2 separate regions of the Homo sapiens genome follow, and region 2 is linked to region 1. Evidence: chromatin loops called from intact Hi-C (ENCODE). Cell type or tissue: heart left ventricle. All regions are shown on one strand.

What was found. Hi-C counts contacts between places; a loop is a spot of excess contacts. Peaks named below come from ENCODE experiments on the same cell type or tissue, not always from the same donor. Only the 100,000 strongest peaks of a DNase experiment are listed, where the experiment ranks them.
Region 2: it touches region 1 in a loop (4-fold over the local background); 54 of 110 quality-filtered maps call a loop at or near these places.

Annotation. Positions count from the first base shown.
Region 1 is chr16:4,401,870-4,404,369 of GRCh38, reverse strand. All of the region lies in intron 6 of CORO7-PAM16 (CORO7-PAM16 readthrough), which reads left to right. All of the region lies in intron 6 of CORO7 (coronin 7), which reads left to right. Among named protein-coding and RNA genes, the nearest start is that of CORO7, 13 kb to the left of the region's middle. RefSeq lists an enhancer at 1,629-2,365. In heart left ventricle, a CTCF peak has its summit at 1,518 (motif pointing right); DNase peaks (open chromatin) are centred at 959 and 1,529.
Region 2 is chr16:4,291,263-4,293,762 of GRCh38, reverse strand. No RefSeq gene overlaps it. Among named protein-coding and RNA genes, the nearest start is that of TFAP4, 19 kb to the right of the region's middle. In heart left ventricle, no CTCF peak of the experiment used is centred here; DNase peaks (open chromatin) are centred at 273 and 1,114; H3K4me3 peaks cover 98 bases; H3K27ac peaks cover 443 bases.

The sequences.
Region 1 (2,500 bases):
AAAGGGCTTCCCCAGGGAGGCGGCCGTGGGTACCACCAAGGGTCTCTGAAGACCTGTCGGGGTTGCTGGGAATGAGGGCACCCATCAGGGCCCTTCTGGAGGTGTGCCGAGCCTGAAGACACATGAAGAATGGCTGAGAGGCCTGGGAATGGAGCCGAACAGGAGCTAGCAGGGCAGGGAGGCCTACCAGACCTGAGCATTCCGCCCCAGGGCTCTGCATACTTGGAGGGACCCTAGTCTAACTTTCTTTTCTGTACTCTGCTTTTGTGGAAGCCGCATCTCCCAGTCTTGATCAGTTTTTCCTCTGTGGTGTGCGTTGAGCAGAGAGTCCTGAGAGACTGGCCTAAGCTCTGGGGGCCAATAAGGCCCCCAGGGAGCCCCTTCTGGGGAGACCTGGTATGCGTGCTTTGACCTAACCCTGCTGGGGACGGCTTCCCAGGCAGAGTGAGCTCGAGGCCGGTCCTTGAGGGATGAGCCCTGGCTGAGAAGGAGGGGACGGGCGTCCCAGGCAGAGGGGATGGCCTGGGTAGTCTCAGCAGGACTCAGGGATGGCTGCCTTGGGACCGTGACATCTTTCTTTGAGAAACTGTCTCTGCCCCTCTGTCACAGGTGTGGTGGTCCAGGCCCTCCTCCTGGGGGTCCGAGCCCTATTTACTATCACAGTTGTGTAGGGAAGGACAGTGAGCAGCCCCATGGGCCACCGGCTTGGCCACTCTTCTCCTTGCTTACTGGTGTCTTGCAGGAAGAGTCATAGGAGTCACAGACGGAGGAGCTCCTGCTGCTTCCCCAGTGGATGTGTTTTCCCCCGCTAAACCCAGAGCTTAAAGTTGCAGGGACGAGAAGCACACATTTCCTAAGTGGGTCGTGGGAGTGATGCTTAGTGGAACGACTCCCCCTCCTTCCCTGGTTCCTGGACCTAGGAATTCCGCCTGCGGGGACGCAGCATTGCCTCCAAGCCGCACCTGTCAGCACAGTCTAGGGCCAATGGGTACCTCAGCCCTGGGTCGGCTGCCACCTTCTTTTGCTGTAAAGGGAGTACATCGGGGTCCTGGTGGGGGCATCCTACACTGGAAACCCTGGCAGTATGGAGCCGGGAGTGGGGGGCGGCCTGACTGTGGTAGGGCAGCCAGTGATGCCCATGAGTGTGCAGAGAGCGAGGGCTTGTCCTGAGCTGTGGCTGGAGCTGCTGGATGGGCCCACCCCACACCAGGAGCGAGCGTGAGCCCCTCTTTGCAGCCGCACCTGGCTCTGGGTTTATGCACTGGAGCTGCTCATGCCACGGGCTGCCTGATGGGGATGGGGGTGGGGGGTCATGGGACTTTCCACCAGAGTGTGCCCCCACCCCCGCCCCATCTCCTTCCTGGCGGGGAAGCCTCCGTGCCCCTGGCTTCCACTCCTGTCCTGCCTCTGTGTGAGCAGGTCTGCCTCCCAGGACCACCAAAGCCCCCTCCTGCTCCCTCTCAGCTACTCCCACTGGGTGAAGGGGCCTCCCGAGCTGGGAGAGAAGGGGCAGGAGGCCGCTAGGGGGCGCGCTCTCCTCACGGATGGCCCATTCCGGCCTGCTGCGCTCCTGACTCCCGGCATGGTTGAGCCTGATGAGCCGGGGAGGACGCGGCCTCTGCAGCCCAGTTCCTCTCCGCTGAGCCAGAGCAGCCTCAGTGCCCACTCTGAACCCTGGTTTGGACCCCGCGTTAAGCTCCTCCATGAGGGTGGCCCAGCTGCCCTCATGGAGTGTGTGCTGTGAGTTCCGCCCTTAGCCCCAGCGCCCAGCCCTGCCCAGGGGTGGCGCTGTCCGCATCCTCACAGTTCACAGGGCTGGGCGGGTGGCCGGTCGCTGGCTCACGCCTGTCATCCCAGCACTTTGGGAGGACGAGGTGGGAGGATCACTTGAGCCCAGGAGTTCAAGATCAGCCCGGGCAACATGGTGAAACCCCATGTCTACAAAAAAAATGCAAACATTAGACAGGCATGGTGGCACGCGCCTGTGGTCCCAGGCTGAGGCAGGAAGATTGCTTGAGCCCAGGAGTTCGAGGCTGAAGTGAGCTCGGATTGAGCCACTTCACTCCAGCCTGGGCGATGGAGCAAGACCCTCTCTCTTAAAAAACAACAACAACAACAACAACAACAAAACTGGCCGGGTGCAGTGGCTCACGCCTGTAATCCCAGCACTTTGGGAGGCCAAGCAGGCGGATCACCTGAGGTAAGGAGCTCAAGACCAGCCTGGCCAACATAGTGAAACCCCTCCTCTACTAAAAATACAAAAATTAGCCAGGCATGTTGGCATGCACCTGTAATCCCAGCTACTTGGGAGGCTGTGGCAAGAGAATAACTTGAACCTGGGAGGTGGAGGTTGCGGTGAGCCGAGATCACACCATTGCACTCCAGCCTGGGCGACAGAGCAAGACTCTGTCTCAAAACAAACAAACAAACAAACTAAAACCTCAAAAAAAAAAAAAAAGGAAAAAAAGAAACCATAGGGGGCTCGGGGGCTTGCCCACGT
Region 2 (2,500 bases), 110 kb after region 1:
TCTGACCCCTACGAGTTGCTCCTTCCTCTGACAGTCTGGCTCTGACCATCAGCCCACAGGAAGGGGCTACATTTCACCTGGTAGCTGACCTTGTCGTTTCATGCATGGCCATGTTTTCTCCCTCCGTATGCCTTGTCATGCCCAGCGGGACCCTCCTCTTGTACCCGGATTTACCTGGCCACGGTTGAGCCACCAGGACCAGGTAAGCTCTTGAGTTTTGAGGCCAACAGGAAGCCATTCTCCAGGGCAGCCACGGGGGGATCTGGAGGAGCCTGAAAGAAGTGCAGGCCCTGGTAGTGGCTGGCTGTGATGGGCTTGGCCAAGCCCCTTGGGCGTGATCATAGGACTCAGGGCACCATGGTGAGGATGAAACTAGGAGTGCAGGTGGGGCGCGGCGGCTCACGCCTGTAATCCCAGCACTTAGGGAGGCCGAGGCGGGCAGATCACCTGAGGTCAGGACTTCAAGACCAGCCTGGCCAACATAGTTAAACTCTGTCTCTACAAAAATACAAAAATTAGCAGGGCATGATGGCTGGTGCCTATAATCCCAGCTACTCGGGAAGCTGAGGTGGGAGAATTGCTTGAGCCTGGAAGGCTGCGGTTGCAGTGAGCCAAGATCGCACCATTACACTCTAGCCTGGGTGACAGAGTGAGACTCCCTCTCAAAAAAGAAAAGAAGGAAGGAAGGAAAGAAAATAACTAGGAGGCTGGGCGCGGTGGCTCACGCCTGTAATCCCAGCACTTTGGGAGGCCGAGGCAGGTGGATCACGAGGTCAGGAGATCGAGACCATCCTGGCCAACACGGTGAAGCCCCGTCTCTACTAAAAATACAAAAAAAAAATTAGCCGGGCGTGGTGGCAGGTGCCTGTAGTCCCAGCTACTCGGGAGGCTGAGGCAGGAGAATGTCGTGAACCCAGGAGGCAGAGCTTGCAGTGAGCCGACAGAGCGAGACTCCGTCTCAAAAAAAAAAAAAAAAAAAAAAAAAGAAACTAGGAGTGCGAAGAAAGCCCCCACAGCAGCACTGGCCTGCGCTGGTGATGATCTATGGCTCCCGCCCCCGGACCCACACTGGGGCTTGGAGCCTGCCCCTCCCCAGGGAGAGCTGGCCCTGTTTCCTGGCTGCCTCTCCCAGCTGGAAACTCACCCAGCTTTGGTTTTCATGAGCGCAGGCCTCCAGCCCTCCTCTGGCCTGGTCAGCCCCAGCCTTCCCTTTTCCAGTCTCAAGTGGAACATGACATTCCACCTTCCGTTCCCAACCTCTGTCTACTCCATGTGAAGAGATCCAGTCACCCAGAGGGACACTGGAGATGGCACCTCCCAGGTGTCCTCATCCCACATGCCTCTGCTTCCTGCCTTTCTTCTGATCCCCAAATGCAACTTTCTGGTTTCTTTCATTCTTTTTTTTTTTTTTTTGAGATTGAGTCTCGCTCTGTCAGAGGCTGGAGTGCAGTGGCGCAGTCCTGGCTCACTGCAACCTCCACCCCCTGGGTTCAAGGGACACTCCTGCCTCAGCCTCCTGAGTAATTGGGACTACAGGAGTGTGCCACCTCGCCTGGCTAATTTTTGTATTTTTAGTAGAGATGGGGTTTCACCATGTTGGTCAGGCTGGTCTCAAACTCCTGCACTCAAGTGATCTGCCCACCTCAGCCTCCCAAAGTGCTGAGATTACAGGCGTGAGCCACCATACCCGGCTCTTTGTTTTTTTCAAGAGTCTCACTTGCTTGCCCTGGCTGGAGTGCAGTGACATGATCATGGCTCACTGCAGCCTCAACCTTTTGGCCTCAAGTGATCCTACCTCCTCAGCCTCCCAAGTATCTGGGCCAGGTGCACCACCAACACACCCAGTTAATTTTTAAATTTTTGTAGAGAAGGAGTCTTGCTATGTTGTCCAGGCTGGTCTCAAACTCCTGGGCTCAAGTGATCCTCCTACCTCAGTCTCCCGAAGTGCTGGGGTTACAAGTGTGAGCCACGGCCCCTAGCTCCCCTTGATTTCTTGTGGGCCTCCTTTGACCCTCCACTCTCTCTGGCCACACTGCCTTGGTTCCTTGGCTGGCTCTTTTCTCTTTCTCTCTCTCTCTCTCCTTTCTTTTTTCTTTTTTTGAGATGGAGTCTCGCCCTGTTGCCCAGGCTGGAGTGCAGTGGCGCAATTTCGGCTCACTGCAAGCTCCACCTCCTGGGTTCACGCCATTCTCCTGCCTCAACCTTCTGAGTAGCTGGGACTACAGGTGCCCGCCACCACGCCCGGCTAATTTTTTGTATTTTTAGTAGAGATGGGGTTTCACCATGTAGCCAGGATGGTGTCGATCTCCTGACCTCATGATCTGCCTGCCTCAGCCTCCCAAAGTGCTGGGATTACAGGCGTGAGCCACCGTGTCTGGCCTCTTTCTTTCTTTCTTTCATCTTTCTTTCTTTTTTTTAATTTTTGACGTAGTCTCACTCTGTCGCCCAGGCTGCAGTGCAGTGGCACGATCTCGACTCACTGCAATCTCTGCCTCCTGGG